Regions from separate parts of the Mus musculus genome. Here region 2 is linked to region 1. A link is a loop called in an ENCODE intact Hi-C map of the cell type or tissue named here. Cell type or tissue: heart. All regions are shown on one strand. Links, peaks and the distances in the headings refer to the core of each region. The heading gives the core; the rest is flanking DNA. Region 1 overlaps Plxna4 (plexin A4). Region 2 holds the start of Plxna4os1 (plexin A4, opposite strand 1).

Evidence for each region. A loop is a pair of places that touch in the nucleus more often than their neighbours do. Peaks named below come from ENCODE experiments on the same cell type or tissue, not always from the same donor. Only the 100,000 strongest peaks of a DNase experiment are listed, where the experiment ranks them.
Region 2: a loop joins it to region 1, with 6 times the contacts of the local background. A loop is called at or near these places in 3 of 42 quality-filtered maps.

The regions. Positions count from the first base shown.
Region 1 is chr6:32,456,243-32,464,756 of GRCm38, reverse strand. All of the region lies in intron 3 of Plxna4 (plexin A4), which reads left to right. Among named protein-coding and RNA genes, the nearest start is that of Plxna4os1, 51 kb to the left of the region's middle. In heart, for the core only: no CTCF peak of the experiment used is centred there; a DNase peak (open chromatin) is centred at 4,156; H3K27ac peaks cover 1,829 bases.
Region 2 is chr6:32,506,721-32,515,234 of GRCm38, reverse strand. All of the region lies in intron 2 of Plxna4 (plexin A4), which reads left to right. It overlaps Plxna4os1 (plexin A4, opposite strand 1), which reads right to left and starts at 4,094. Exons shown (of 2, transcript NR_040277.1): 1 at 3,790-4,094; 2 at 1-1,262. In heart, for the core only: no CTCF peak of the experiment used is centred there; DNase peaks (open chromatin) are centred at 3,034, 4,034 and 4,544; H3K27ac peaks cover 1,429 bases.

The DNA.
Region 1 (8,514 bases), core at 3,104-5,603:
CCCCTCTGGTTGTTGTGGCTTAGCTCTACACCTCCAGCCCCGTCTCGCCCAGGAAAGACTGTGTGGCATTAGGAAACGAAGGCAGAGAAGAGGCAAGATAGGAACCCCAAACTGTCACAGTGTGGAAACACAACAACTTCATCTCCTTCCTGCCTGCTGTCAGTACTTTCTCAGGTTTATCACAGACAGGGACAGAGAGGTGAACCTTACCTTCATTCTGCTGAAATCTTACATGCTCTGACCTTCTTCTGAAATCTCCTGATGTGGGGGGAGGGGTTAATGGGCATGGGCGTTAGCCAAGCGAGGGAGCTGAGGGTCTGAGGGCTCATCTGAGTCTACTAGGAAGATGCACTACTGCCACCAAAAACTGGCTGTGGGCTTTCTGGACAGCATTTCCCTCCCTTCCACCAGGCCACATAGATTGTCCTGGCAGCCTTCTCTGCTTGCCTAACTCTCTTCACAGCTGCGCATTCCATGCAGATTTGTTGCCCAGAGAGAGCGGATGTGTAGAGAATGCAAAGTGGGGATTCTCCGAGGAGGGTGTTCACTCAGCAAACATACTGTGGGCTCCCAACAGATGTGCAGGCAGAGCATGTGTGTGTTGCCTAGGATGTGCACGTGTGCATGCCTGTGTGGGAGTACACTGGGAATTGGCATGTCTCCAGGTATGAATAGAAATAGTCCTTTGGTGTATGTAAGTGAATGTATATGTGAGTATGATACAGGCATGCGTATATACCATGTGCATATGTATGTGTATGTGTGGGGTGGGTATATATATATATATATATATATATATATATATATATATATATATGGGTGCATATGTATAGGTGCATGTATCTATGTGAGAATGGGTGTGTATGTATATGTTGTGCACATGTATAGGTATGTATGTGAGGGTAGTATTTATGTGTATGAGCATGATTTAGTTTGACACAATTCAATATGTATTGGTCTTCCCATTCTTTTTTTTATTTTATGCTTTGGGCTGCCAGCTGTCTCTCTCCAGTTCCCTAAAACCATACTTAAAGGCAGTACACCTCTGAGCCCCTGGAAAAACATATCCTCTAGAAGGAAATATTCTATCTCTACTGTGTAGGTCTCCAACCTCGGGCTTCACATACCCACTGGCACCTGTTGGAAAGGAAGCAGACAGCAAGGTGGCTGCTATGGCCCCCTAAGTACCTGCATCACAGGTACAGACAGAGTCAGATGATGCTAAAGACAGCAGGTGGCCCAGGCAAGGCAGCCTGTGATGTCTCTCAGAGAAGTCTATCACCTTGAGGCCTGGCTAAATCCATGGTCCAGCCAGAGGAAAGATGCATTGAGCTTACCCTGCAGGAGCTGTGGGCAGTGGGCTACTCTAGTGGGCAAGGAGAGGCCATATTCATCCACTCGGGTTGTTATATCAAAGAACCATGGAGTTCATGTCTGAAAGCACTGGCATGGCCACTGGGCAGACTGGAAGTCCAAGGTCAAGGTGTGAGCACCACTGGTTTCTCTTAAAGCCTCTCTTCTTGGCATGAGGATTGCTGCCTTCTCTCCATATCTACCTTCTCTGTGTGTCTGTGTCCGAAACACCTCCACTTGGAAGGATACCAGTCTTTTAATACTAGGGTCTGCCCTAATTATTTCATGTTAACTCAATTACCTCTTTAAAGGTCACTTCCAACAATAGTCATGATCTGAGATCCTGGGGGTTAGGGCTTCTGCATAAACTTGAGGCAGGCGCACAATCCCTCACCAACTCAGTTTTCTCCTCGACCCTTTTGGCATTTTTTTCTCTCCCATTTTTTTTCCCTAACCTGGGTTTTGTTAGTGCCAGCACATGTTTCTCACAGAAACCTAGCTCCTCCTAGATACATAATGAAGCAGCTTTGGCTCTGTGGCTTGCAAATAAACTTCAAAGAAAATGAAGAGATCTTGTTGCCATTTTAACACTAATAGGGTACTGAGAAGGCAGGGTGATGTAGAGCCAAGGATAGGAAGTCTGAGATGTGTCTTGGTTGGCATGTGGCCCTAAGTGACATCACCTCTCAGAATATGCTTTCTTTTGCCATCAGCAAGGTTGAGGGAGGTAATGTGTGTGGAGTTCCCGGGATATGTCCTGGCACATAGTAGGCATACTAAGCATCCTTGATTTTTCAAGGATCAACATCCTTGCTTTCTTCTGCCATCAGATAGGTTGAGTGAGGCAATGTGTGCAAAGTTCCCAAGACATGCCCTAACACATAGTAGGTACACTAAGCACCCCTGACTTCCAATTGCAGTATTGGTGACTTCTATAGTATACAGCATACAATATATGGTGAGGTTATAATAAACACATGGAGCTCAGTTGGCCACTGGATAAGCGAGTATCTGCTGTCCACACCAGGGAGCCAAGACTGGGGTTCTGTTCAGCACGTGGAAAAACCCTAATTCTATTTCCAAAGTAACCATGAACTCAGATGCAGATTCTGCTTACAGCAGACAGCATTGCCGGAGAGCAGTGAAAGTCAAGCCTAGCCTCAGCCTAACCTCAAGGATGAACTTCAAGCACCGTGGTAGGCACAAGACGGACTAGGAAGCTGGAGTTCCTGTACCTTGCAGGCTTTTTCCTTTTTCTTTTCAGGATATGAGTGAGACTCCTTCAGAGGCCTCGTCTCTTCCATATCACTAGATTTGCTAATGCAGTTCCTGAGTAAAAGGAGCTAAGGTAGGGCCTGAGTGGTCAGCATTCTAGCAAGCTCCTGGGGGTTACTGCTGGTCCAGGGACCATGTGTGGGACTCCTCCTGGACCACACTGTTCGTCCTAGCTTAGGCTTCCTGTCACCTTGTGTTTCCAGTCTCTCTGAACCTCCTGCTCTACAGTTCTGATATGAATGCTTTCCTTACATCCTTTGCTGAAATTTCTTTATCTTATACCTTCTTTGCATCTGCATCTGTGGATGAGAAGTTGTTTCTTTAGCCCATTACCCATCATTCTCCTTTTCAGTCTTCCTCATCATTTCTGAGCTCCTAGCTAAGCAGAAAAGGATAAGGCGATACCCAGCTCCCTAACTGGTGTTTGTGGTGACCCTAATTAGGAAAAAGGCAGATGCAAAAGCAGAATCATTCCCACTGCCCACCTCATCTTTGGAAGCCCCACGTGTCTCTATCCCAATATGTATCCATTCCCTAGTCCCAATTCCCTAATCACTTTGCCAGAGTAAATAATTGCTGGTGTGTGGTGACCCAAGGTCATCACCAATGGAGGAATGTAATTAGGACCTTCATTTCCGACCATCTTGGGAGCCTCCTTGCAGCTGATACTTGTTTCTCTGACCCTTGCATCGATGCTCATGTCTCCTGGCCCCTTCCCCTTCCCAGCCGAGAAAACTTGGACTGGAATAGAGTTGCTCATAGGCAGATAGCAGGTCTGCCTTTCTTTGCTTCTTTCTCTATGGGCATGATTGGTAGGACTCCATGGAGCTAGAACCTTGGCCCTCACCTGGCATGCAGTGCTCTGTGCATGTGGCTGTTCTCCAGGAACCATTTCAGGGAGGATCTGAGATTAGAAACTATCTCTACTGTGCCTTTTTAAGCATTTCCCTCTCTCCCTCCAACCCACCGTGGCTACCATTGGATTTTTCCTGTGTCAGAATATTTCACTTCCTTTCCTTCTTGCTTATATGTGCTTGGTAGAGGTGGGCATGTTTGAAGCTCCCTGTGTGGGAAAGGCCTGAAAAAACTTGAAAAGCATCGTAGAGGACGGGACACAAATGCAGGAGGCAGGTGGTTGGCCTTTCATTCCTTGCTCTTCCATCTCGCCATGCTGGTCTGATTCTTCTTGCTCAATGCACAGTGCCAGAATGCCTTGCTGTGGAAGATGATGACAGATAAACATTTTCGAGTTCTTTTGGAAATGGTCCCGTGGTCAGAGCAGGGGAGGAAAAGCATCTTCTTGCCTTCGTTCTGACTCCCATGGAGAAGCCAGATCCGAACTAAAAATAGAACAGAGAAAAGGCTGAGACCCTCTTGAGTGTCCTCCCAGTGTTCCCTTCTGGAATGGGAGGGGCTTGGTGGGGAAGGAAGTGTGATGTCATGCTTCGGTTTCTGATGCTCTGAGTTTCCTTTTAGGAAGAATGTGCACACGGAGGATAAAGGAAACAGCAGTTTGTTAATTTACGGAAGAGGGAGATCATTGGCTCTATCTCCAGGAAAGTACTTCCAACCAATAAACACACAACTTGTACAGCTCTGCCTCTGCGGTGTCTGACATGCCCAGTCTGTTCCAGGCTGCCGATGCAGTGTCAGAGCCTGGTTATGCTCGGTCACGTGAAGTCTCACTGGGCCCACAGACCAGCCACTTGCCTTCTTCTCCTAGACAGACTCTCCAAGGCAGAGACATTTTGTCACCTGCCCAGTCCACCAGGCACATCAAAGCACAGACATCAATTAAAAAAAAAAAAAAGCACATCTCCCCACCCCCACTCCCTTGTCATAAGAAAACAATGTAAGAAGCTCTAAAGATTCCACGTGGGAATAGACTTTTCTGTTTTTAAATACGCATTTTTTTTCTGTGTGTTCTTTAGCTCCTGGATTTTTCTGGGGACTGCATTCATCATCCCCGTCATCGTCTGGCTCCCAAATGCCTTCTGCGTTGCTCAGCACATGGGTTCTTGTTGGTGAAAGTGCTGATGGATACCACCATAGCTGTCCATGGTAATACAGGGAACACAGGAGTGTAGGGGGTGGGAGAGAGAGAGAGAGAGAGAGAGAGAGAGAGAGAGAGAGAGAGAGAATGAATACATATGCATACAGGTGGAGAATCCAGCTAGCCCAGAGTCATTCCCCAGCCAAGGATACCTGAGGCCTCAGCTGTAGAGAGTGAGCCTGACTTGGAGAGAGCAGGGCTGGCCAGATCTAGTCTCTCCATTTCCTTTGAGACATGGTCTCCTGTGGGGTGGAAGAACCCATCTCAGGTTTTAAATGTGTACGGTAGCAAGTAGGATCTTCGAACTCATACATTCCATACCTCACAGGCTAAGATATAAAGGCAAGGTGACCTAAAAGTGTCGGTATTCTTTCTGGAGGTTTCTAAACCTTGAGTGATTGGGTGAGTTTGAAACAATTAACCTCTGCTGGTATCCTGAGTGGTGAAAACAGAGACATAGCAACTGCTCTATATAGCTGAGCCTCTGGGCCACTAACTTGCCCAGAGCACTCCAGGTCAATGTAGAATACAGATCTTACTCAAGGATATGCAAAAACTAGTCTCGAATTCCTAAGAAAGAGCTAATGAGACCCACCACGGGCAGGGGGAGCTTTTGAGGGATGGTAAGGCTTTGATTCTATAGCAGGTTGAGAAGATTCTTTTGCTTCGAGAATGCTGGAGTGTTCACCTGATTCAGGCATGGTAGGGTTCTGGTCTTGGTGCCCCACCCCTATCCCAGTTTTATTTGAACTGAATGACTGGAGATGGGGAGGAAAAGGAGACAAAGGAAATGAGAGTCATTGCTGCTGCCGAGGCAGTAATGGAATTAACGGACCCTTTGAGCTCCCCATTAACAACAGAACTCATGTTTCAGAATCATTTATGGTCTAGGCTTTCTGATGCAGCCTGAGATAACATCTGCCTCTGTGGGAAGACTTGTCTGCAGGTGGGAACATTCTCCATCCTTTGGGAACCATGTGGTATGGATTCCTAGAAAACAAGGAGAGACTGGGGCTTTGTTGTTGTCTCTCAGTTTTAGGAAGACAAACACTAAGTAATGACAGCAAGGAACAGAAAAGGCCACATAGTTCCAGAGCTACATTCCAGCCCCATACCTTTAACAACTTCCTGTGTAAGCCTGAATGCACTCAGCTTCTGTGGATAGTTTGCTGATCTGTATGTAGAGGGACCCAAATGACAGTCATCATCTTCCTGGATGGGAGAAAAATCTGAGAGATAACAAGCAGGAGTTGGTACCCAAGAGGAATGGAGAGGATGGTGTCTTATTAGAGGCAACAGCATTGTCAGAAAACTTTGCTCTGTGTCCAAGCCCTGGAGGAACTGCACCCGTGGTTCTGGATGAAGACCTTACAGAGCTTGGTAGATGTAGGCGGCTGTATGTGACAGGCAAGCCCAGTGCCCCTTCACTCCTTGGTGGGGCCAGGTTTCATCCCCTCATTTCCTTGGAGTACAGTGTCCCTGAAATGATCATCTAAGGTAGGAGGTTTTGAGCCATTGGTCTCTCCTTGCTTCTGAACCCTTTGAATGGTGGCACTTGCTTTGCTGTACTGACTTGAGTTTAGATCCTCTTAGTTAGAGTAGTCTAGCTGCACTGTCCCACATCATTAGAAACCATGCTATTATCAGCTTACTAAGAACCCAAGTCCCAAACCACATGGATTAAGAGACCAGAAAGCTAGAAAACTATAGAAAGGGACACCAGTTAATGGCACAGCAGGAATGAGGAAAGACGTGGGCATCAACTCCAGACTCAAAGATAAGGCCAAGGTTGTACCTGATGCAGGGATTATCAATGTAGTAAGCAGGCTAACTTTGACTTTGTTGCAAAAATGGTATTCAAAGTCTGATCGTTGATGATAAGTCAAGGGCTTGCTGCCCGTATAATTGAATCCAGCGTAAATTACTAACCTAAATATCTATTAATTGTTTATGTCCTCAGTACCTTACTCAGGACCCATGGAAGATTTATAAAAAAAATAGAGGCACAATCTCTACTTTTGATGAGTTCATCAGTTAGCTATGGAGAATAAACATTTGTACAAGCTGAAGAGATCCAGGGCTGGCTGTAGACAAAGGGCATACAGAATTCAATCTGCACCTGAGAGCTCTTTGCCAGCTCTTTCATCTACAATTTCTGGTTCTTGGGAAATACTAGGACCCCACTCCCATCATTCTCTCCAGCTAAGGTCTCAGAGCCCGACCAGTAGTTATTTTCTCCAGGGAAGAAGCATTACCTACGCAAAGTAGAGCTGCATTTAAGAAGAGGGTGACCTTTAGATCGAAGATTGTTCTTTCTAAAATATCAAAGAATGTGGATTCCTCAACTCACCTCCATCTTACCCATCCTTCCCGTGCCTATTTTTTGCACCTAAGCGGATACCAAAGCTGGGTATCTTCCTCATTAACAACTGGAAAATCTGGGGGAAATGTGTTCTTATGTATATAGCATAATGCAGTTTTTGTAATGTAAAAATTCTACTACAGTGAATGTAAACTATTGATTAATTTGACAACCTGATCCAGTATTCCTAAAAACCTAATAGTCCTGTGCTCCACAGGTCAGCAGGTCAGCAGGTCAGCATCCATTGGGGATGGAAGCTCAAACAGGGAAGGGTTGCCCTGGTTGGTGCCTAGATCTCCATGTACTTACCAGAATCAGAAATGGTAAGTTGGGAGAAAGGCCTCCTTGTGTGTTTAGGTTCTTGTACTTAGTAGGGAGGCCCTCCTTCTTGAGATGAGCCTTCTGGTATGATGGGTTAGAGATTATGGCCTGTCTATATACAACAGGATGTCACAGCCCTCTTACCACTAAGCCTTTCTGATCTTCCATAGACCTTTGGAACCATTTTTGGTCCAGAGTACCCTCCTCAGCCAAAGGAACCCAAGTTATGCCAAACATCAGTACTTGCGAGATCAAAACTCACAAGCTCACACCTCCCAGGAGCAGGAATTTTGTGGGGACCTCTTCCCCAACTTTTGGGCACTTTGAAGCAGGAATATAACCATCATGTATTTGGATAATAGAAATGGAGTCAACGGGCCACTGTGACTTGGCCCTTGAGATCAGGAAAAGAAGGGATTAAAAACTAACTTAGTATCTCTGGCTGTTTCCTTCTGGGCTCTAGTGAGAGCCTGTTGAGTCAGCTCAAGGTCTCCAAGGGGGAATCATCCAGGAATGTCAGTCAAGCAGTGGAGCGGGGCCAGGAAAATCAATGCTGAATTCTAGATGCCAGCAGGGGAGGGGGAGAGAAGGCTGGGATGAGAACATTTGTTTGCAATTCTAATATAACAAAGCAACAGATCACTGGGCAAAGAAGCTAATGGAAATGTGCATCGTGGATGTGAGTGGGTGGGGAGGTGTGGAGGTAGGAAGTCCAGACTCCCACTTGTTAGGCAATTCTAAGGTGTTTGCTTGTGTCCATGGTAAAGTGTCCAAGGGGCCCAAAGTGCTCTTACACTGGAGTCCTGGGCTGGGATTACAAATCTCCCTAACACAGGTCAAGTGGCCTTTACCATTTTCCTCTGTGTAAAATGGAACCAACAGGAGTGAAACAGAGTTTATAGAAAGCCAACACTGGCAGCTGGAAAGGTGACTCTGGGGATATGGAAACAGTGGTTGTAGTATTGTATCACTATATTTGGTCCTTAAAGTTAGTTTCCTTCCCCTTCACTCTCGGGTGGAGGGGGGAATGTGAATGCCAAGAGTTGGAGAAGTTTGACCTGATTCCAGGTGCCACCTAGGCCAGTCTAAAGCTTCACATGGTTTCCTCCTTACAGCCCTCAGATTCAACCCATGGCTTCATCCTTTCATG
Region 2 (8,514 bases), core at 2,602-5,101, 51 kb before region 1:
AACAACAACAAATGAACCCACACACTAATCATCTCTTAACTATCTGACCTCTTCTTTTATTTTTCTATATATTCTGGGAGAGGCTATAATTGTGTAGACCCAGTGTATGTATAGGTCCCAAGGTTGATATGGGAAATCATTTTCAAACACCCTTCCACCTTACTCTTTGAGATTAGCGTCTTTCAGTAAAACACAGAGCTCAGCAATATGGCTAGTTTTGCTAGCCAGCTTGTTCAGGGGCCTTCAAGGCTGGAATCATAGGTGGGCTGCTATGTCCACCCAGTGTTTACATAGGATTCTGTAAATCCAAAATCAGGGTTCACACCTATATAACAAGTGCTTTAACCCCCGAGCTCCTCCCCAGACCTATTACCCAGGTTCTCTTGATGCTATTAAAATGCAATCAAATTTAAATCTATATTTGCATTTGGAAGGGAGAGAACTTCAACCCACAGTGCCTTCTTTAAAGATTCATTTTATATTTGAGTTCTCTGACACACTTGAATACAATGCAATACATATCTCCACCAATGCATTTACACACCCATGTGCAGACATTGCTCATGCCTGAAGATTGCATGGTAGTATAATCACCAAACAGATAGTTCTTTTGAGATCAGAGGGTTTGGGAAGTTTTCTCTGACAGTTTTCTTTAGAAAACTTACTAGAAAATTGTTCTGGGCTTGGCTTTGGGAAGCAACAGCATCTGTAGGGGTCCATTTGACTGGTATCTATCCTGTTCTCACTTCTGCCGTAATACAAAAGCCAAGTTCACCACAGAGGCCTACAGAGCAGTAGGTCCTAACACTGCACGGTATCCTTGGAGCAAACAGAGGGAGTACAGCTTGGCGAGGCAGACCAATGCCAGGACTGGGAGTAATGGAGCCAGATAACAAGCTTTTGATTTTTTTTTCTTTTGGCTTTAATTAGCTCTTTCAAGTTAGAGGAGAGTTCAGAGCTGAGAATAGGGAGGGGGAGGCCAGAAAGCGCACAGGGCTAGGGCTGTCTCCCAGCCAGGCTAAAGGAGGCCAGGCCAGCTTCTAATGCACAGTATCGGTTTCCTTTGATTTGCTTGATACCCACGTTCCTTTGCTCAGGCTCTCTGGTTACAATTCATTTGGGCTCAGCTCAGACCACACATGTCCCGGAGGGCACACAATGTCAGCATCAGCCAGACAGTCCTGCCACACTGTCCCCGGTGTCAGCTATGTTGGCATCCTGCTTTCCTGTGACCCATCTCCAGTTCTGTTGTTTCTTCCAGTCTAGAGACAGAAGGGACAAGGTGAACTCTGGAATCTTCTTTTGGCTCTGAATCTGGAGCTCCCTCAGGGTCTGTAAAGTGGGAACCGAGTCTCAGACCGTGTCTTAGTTAGAGTTTCTATTACTGAGATAAATGCCACAATCAGAGGTAAGTTGGAGAGAAAGGGGTTTATTCAAACACACAGTTCCATATCATAGTCCATCACTAAGGGAAGCCAGGGTGGAAACAAGAGCTAATTCAGAGGCCATGGAGGCGGCTTGCTCTTATGGCTTGCTCAGATGGCTTTGTGTAGCACCCAGGACCACTAGCCTAGAAGTGGTGGTAGGCCCTCCCTTATCAATCATCAACCAAGATAATGCACTACTGATGTGCTCACAAGCGAATCTTATGGAGGCTTTACTCTATTGAGAATTCTTCAATCTAGCTGTGTCAAGCTGACATAAAACTTATCATTGCAGTTGCTGTTGCTGGAGATAACCAAAGGAGGCTACAACTTAAGAGGTTGACTTTAAGGGTTTGTGTTTGGAGGGTGGGAATACCTGTGGGTTTTATTGTAGTTATAACTTGGAGAGTTTACAAAGGGGATATGACCAGAGATTTGTTTTGATTATACACTTTATTCTGATTATGAAAATTAGAATGCCTATCAGAAGATATTTATTGAGCTTATATGGCCTTTTCCATTTCCTGACACCTATATTTCTTCTCCTGAACTCAGAGCTGAGAGTGGTCTGACCCTGGGTCACTTGCCTAACTCATGAATCCAGAGCCTTCTGATTGCAACTATCAGAGAACTCAATGGTGCTTCTGCTTCTCCATGGGCGAGGAAGACTGGCTGTATTCATGTCAGAAGAGAGGCTGGGAACGGCCAGGAGTGGTCTCCTATGACTGAGTGGCTATGAGTATAGAAACATTTGCAAGTGTCAGTGCCTGGGCTGTGTTGGATATAGACACTGTGGGAGCTGGTGAGGCATCTTTAGGTGTTTGGGGATGGAAGCATCCTCCAACTTTGCTTTCTGAGCCTTTCTTTTCCTGTGTCCTGTTCATCTCTAATCCAAATGGAAAAAGGACCTAATAATGAAGGCAGTAGAACCTATACAATGCTCAGAAGATCTCATTGAGAGCCTAGGCATAAGAGAGCTAGAAAGATATGGCTGGGGTCTTAGGTTGTGCTGGGACTCAAGGAGTCTAACCTGAGGCCAATTTGTTAGGAAGGCATCTAGGAGGGTTAACCAATTTGATTTAATTTGTATTTCTGTAGCTTCTCACCACTGATCCTGGCTCTGGCCCCCTTTGTAGCCTACTTCAAAGGGTCTCTGCAAATCTCTGCTTATAGAGCACACACCTCTAAGGCTATGGGACCGAGAATCTACCTTTTCTGTCTTATGCTAGGACTCTGTGATGGCCAGCCTTTCCCACAGAAACTTGACAGTTCTAATATGAAATAGACAGCCCACTTTGGGGAGGACATTGTTGCGAGCTAAGGGTCTGTGTCCTTCATGAGTCTAGGGGTTGTCCTAGACGTGGCTCCCTACATTCTTCTCCCTCTTTAGTTTGCTGAGTTCCCTTATAGAGCCCTAGCCTCTGGCTCCAAGTAAGTCAAGGAGTAGAGAAAACATCTTAAATCCTGGGAATGTTTTAGGCAACTAGGCAACAGACTGGCCAAGATCAAGGAAAGACCTCAGTCTCCAGGAATGTGAAAGGGAAGTGGATCACTACACCCTGTAGATGGGACAAAGGTTGTAGTCAAGGGAGTGTCTATCACTCCATTTCCTGAAGTCTGAGTTTGAAACCAGCTGAGAAGCACCCGGCAGGACCAGTCTAGGGCTGATAGTGGGAAGCAGACACAGAGTGGATACAGACCACTTCCTCTTCTCTGTGAGTTTTGACCTCAGAGTGACCTTCTGCTAGGAAAAAAAAAAACCCAAAACCAAAAAACCCAAACCCAACCCAACCCAACCCAACCCAAACCAAACAAACAACAAACAAGTGGGTCCATGGGGCAGGGACTCTTACTTTGAATCATCACCAGTCACCTATCAGGCCCTCATACTGGGGGTAGACGGTGAGGACCACCACAGCTTTGCATAGCCCTGCCCTGCCAGTGTGCAATGTGCTTCATGCCCCTCTTTCATTGTTCCCAGAGTCCTACAGAGCAACAGAATAGTCAGGCTCCAATCCCCAAGGGCATAGAGGGACAGAGAGTCAAGCACTGAGGTTAGTATTATGTAATTAATGCTAAGTATGTTCTACAGTCTAGAGCATACTGTGTGTCTGAATCTCAAGCCCACTACTTCTCCCATAGCATGTCTCAGTGCAAGGCCAGTAGAACTTGTCTGGGTTGGCAAGGTTCCTGTGCAAGGACCATCTAGGAATGTGTGGTCCTAGACACTGAGTATTGGGTACAAATGGGACTCTCCAAGTTAATGCAGTCTGCAAACTTCTCCCAAGATTCCAGAGGCCTTTCTGGAAGAACTATGGCTGGGCCAAGCTCCCATATGACTTGAAGGTTTACCCACTGGCCTTACCAGTTCCATGGGGGTCCCAGAGGTACAAGAACAAGCTTCATTTTCACTTTCTGCCCAACAGCATACACCGTTGATATGAAGGAGGACTCCATCCCTACATGCTGTGTGATTCAACTGATTCCCAGACACAGCAGGTAGTCCTAGGAAGTAGGCAGGGTTATCCCCTTGCACTCATGCTGGCCTTGTGTCCCAGCATAGCTGGTCACTCAGGTTTGCCTGGCGCCTGAGATCCTGAACCCCGTGAAAACGAGCATCCGGAATAGCCAGGCAGCTGTCCCAGGCCAGCCTCAGCCGGTCTGCTTGTGCTGTTTTCGTTTCTCTGTCAGCAGGAAGCTGGACTCTGACTACATGGGTTTGTTTCCTGTTATGGTGAGAGGCAAGGGTTCCTCTCTTTGCTTGGCACTCACACTCCCTTGGTCCAGGAACTCCTCCTCTTCCACACCCTGCCCCCCTTCTCATTCCAACCAATCTTGTCAACACTACAAACCACTAAACAAGTTCGTGAAATAGGTACACATTGCAAGCCCTCACTCCTTGTAAGCCCTTTGAGTACACAATTTCCTTATTTAAACTTCAAATGCCAGTGGTAAGGCAACCCCAAGACAGAAGTTCCCTCCCTGCCCACCCCCATGTCTCCCCACAATGTAGCTCCAGTACTAGGCATCCAGGTCTAAAGGCATTCTTGGTCAGGAGGAATTGCAGTAGAAGTCCCATCTGGATCTTTTGAGGTCATGTGATGATGGCCAAGTCCTGGGGGATGAGCTAGATCTGGTGGGAGGAAGTCCAAGGTTGGCGTATGGTGTTCTCCCAAGATGCCACTTGGGAGGCCAGCAGGTCAGTGTGTGTGTGTGTATTGGGGGGGGGGGACCCAAGAATCACACAAATTTTAAAACAGACACATTCAAGAGACTCAGTCTATAAGTTTCTGAGCTATGACTTAAGGACATGGATCCTCACCCTGCTGAGACATTACTTTGCAGGTTCGGCACAATGTCATGCACACTGGTAAATATGCCCGCATGTGCACACAACTTCCGTGTGTCCATCTCCCCTCTTGTTGCTTCTCCTTGTCTTGCTCTAAACCACTATCTTCATGTTTCATCACCTCTGTTTTATCTTTGTGGCTTCTTTCCTCTCCTGCTCACACAGGACCCTCAGCCATGAACACGGTGATATTTCTCTCTCATACGTATACAAGTGTGTATGTGTATTTGTACACATGAGACTCATTCAGTGGGCATAGCACAGACTGAAATGGGATGTTGGACATCTTATCCATCAACACATGAATGTACCTCACCAATCACCCCAGATGTAGAGTTCCCTTTAATTCATTTCATCTACACAGGGTGGTATCTTGGCAAGGATGCTGGCCAGGGAGTCCTGACCTTTGGGCCTCAGCCAGCACCTGCTCATGAACTATCAAAAGGCCAGTAAACAGTTCCCCTTCTGCTCTAATTTTATGCTAAGGAAGGAGTTGGTGAGACAGTATATATTCCATAAAAAGCAAAAAAGAAACACACCGATGTTATTAGAAAGTAAGGGAAGGCCCTTAGAACCCCTTGATGAATGCAAATGATCCCAACCCCACCCTGCACCCCCACTTCTGGTTATACTGTCCCCGTGGTTTATTGATGGATTTACACCATCATTATCTTCTTTGGAGAGGTTTGGACTGTATATAACTGAGGTTGCATTCGGTGTCTTAGTCCCTAGGATGTGCTTGTTTGCTGGCCTGTCTTCCTTTCTCTATGCACACGTGATGGGGGCTCAGACACTGTGCCAGGAAAAGACATCTTTTAAGCTACACTCTTTGCTTTGCCTCTCCAGTGTCCTTTAATTTTGTAAGGCTGAAGGGAATGATCACACATCCACACACTGGCAACTGCTCTCATTTCGTTAACAAAGTTAGAGAAGGAAGAGACAACCAAGGGCACTTTCCTCATTCTATCTGTCCATTTAGGTCCTTCTCCCTAGTGAGTCTGGCCCCCTATGCTGTCCACAGACACACATCGGCATCCCTGAGAGCAAAGAAAACCAGTATCGTTCTCCGTGTCATTACTATGTCTCTGTCAGTGTTCCAAAATATAATGGGATCTGTTCTCCTGATTTATCCTGCATGCAGGCGACATTACCCAGACACACAGGCCGGAGGAGCAAGAGAGGAAGATACACGGCAACATGAGTGGAGCTAATAAAATTTATCCCCACTAACAAGGGAATGACCTACCCCATAATTCAGCCTGGTGAGCAGGGCCACTGCTTCCCTGTACCCGCCAGGAAACACACAAACTTAATCATCGTGGCAATCCTCACCTCAATTATAGTTCGAATGGTGGCTGTGGCTGCCTGCCTTAAACTCTGGGAGGGGGAGCAAGAGCTGGGATGGATGGGTGGTTTTGTATGGGATTTATCTGCCCCTGACAGGCAGCTGCTAGGGGCGGGTAAAGCTAAGGTCTAGAAGGGGATGGAAGCTTCCTGGTGGAGTTTGGCTGGTACTGCCCACAAGGCTGAGAAACTTCTCTGGGAGTCCCCAGGGGTCCGGTCGTTGGGGGGGGGGGGAGAGGCCACTAGATTTGCTCCCAGCCTAGTTGCCACCTGCAGAGATCTGACTCTCTTGCCAAGCTGGTTCATAGCTGTGGCCTGTGCAGACCTCCATTGTGCCATTCCCTGGCTACTTATTAGAGGGAGGAACTTGGGGTCCTCAGCAGCTGGGCTAATGAGGAGAAGGTCATGGGTCCAGCCCCCAGGTTCCTGACTGAGCTGCTCTCTGGTGGTGCTGCTCAGCAACCCTTTGGAGGGGACATGGCAAACACTTGATGTTGGCTATGGCCTGGCTTGCAGAAAGCATGTCAGGGTTACTGCCCCTCTCTTGGGAATATATTAGAAATTAGTAGTCATGCTACCCTATTAGAAGACTAGCTTGTTATCATGACTATCAAAAGACTCCTCGGATGCCCGATGACATTGGGCCACAGTTTGGTACCCAAAGATACCGAGGTTTCAACATTAGTATAAAAAGAAACCTTTGCTTTCTTTGGTTGCCTTGGTTTGTGGCTTCCATTGCTCCATAGGTACAGAAGTAGAATAATTAAGCTTTGGAAGCTGCCCCTACTCCCCACGGAGCTTCTGGGACACAATTGGCCTTCTTCTGCCCTGATATTTAGCCCCTCCCATCCTTTATGAGATTCCTGAAAGCAGGGCTCTTGATTCTTGGGAACCTTGGCTACAATTTGTTGGGTTGTTTTTCCAGCCCCCAGACACTTTGCACTGAATCCTTTCAATAACATATTTGTCTAACTAGGTTACTGTGGCTGTGTCTTGCTGCCTCTCCCTCCATTCCTCTGTACACATTCATTTTCCCTACAGTTCCATTAAAAAAGGACACAATAAAGAATCACTCTGAGATGATGCATTAGTAACTAAGTGGATGACTACAGTCTCCCCTTTCTGTTTCTGCTCTCTGTGTTCACAGCCTGGGTTCAGGGGCAGCCTTCACCTCTAACCGTACTTCTCTGGCTTCCTTCTGAGAGTCCAATGCAGTAGGAGACACAATAGAGCTTTCAGAGAGGGTTAGGAATTATGAAGGAGAAAGCAAAGGTTATGCAGATCAGTAAAGCCATCAAAGGGTTGGAGGTGTGTGTGTGTGTGTGTGTGTGTGTGTGTGTTATATCTTTGTTAGAGAAATGATCACTTAAACACATTTTACAGAATAACAAACAGCCTTCTCAACAAGGCTAAGCCTAAGCCTACCATAGTCTCCTAGAGTTCTTTCTAGGCTCCTGAGAACCCGTGGGAGCCCTCTCTGTTTACCCCTGAGGAGACAGAGTAGAGCACACACAGCCTCATCTCTAGGGGCCCATGCATGCAGTGCTCCAGGCCCTGGTGTATTTATGAGCACCTGAGGGGTCAGCAGCCATATTTGAGATATGGTTCCTAATAAGTGGGTGATCATTATCACCCTGTACTGCCGAGCTCCACAATCGGAGTCTGTATTTAGACATGAGCTATTACAGCTTATCTGATCAATACCTCCTTTAAAAAGAAATCCCACATGCGTAATTCACTGGTGCTGGGTTTCTAGCAGAGGCCTGCTATGGGCAGCTCCTGCTGTGTGTGTGTGTGTGTGTGTGTGTGTGTGAGAGAGAGAGAGAGAGAGAGAGAGAGAGAGAGAGAGAGAGAGAGAGAGAGAGAGCCCTCCCTTGTGTAGGTGTAATTAATGCAGAGGTTTATGGCTTGTGAGGATTCAGAGTTCCAAAGGTCTTCCATCCTAAGCATCCTAGGCAGCGGCTTACAGATCTCCCTCCTTTCCCTCCTGTCCTGTATGTCTTTATAAAGCTTCCACTTCCACCACTTCCACATTCTTTGGCAAATGTGGGCACAAGAGAGGAAGAACTCAAATTTGATCAATGGCCAGGGACTGTCTCAGCAGTGTTTGTTTGTTTGTGTCCAGGTTCTGGAAGTGGCAGACAGCAGAAGTCCTTCTTCAATGGTGAGCCTTGCTGTCCCTGAGACTGAAAGATGCCCACTCTAAGGCTGTGGCCTAGCAACACAATAGATGTGAGGGTTTTGGTTGTTGCTGTTATTTGTTTGTTTGTTTTGTTTTTCTAGACTAGAAATATGACTTGCAGTTTTCCCTGTAGCTTAATAGGTTACTAGGGCAGCCATAACCAAGTCTTGATTTTGTTTCTTGTAAAATGGGTTGGTTTAGCCTGGTAATCTTAC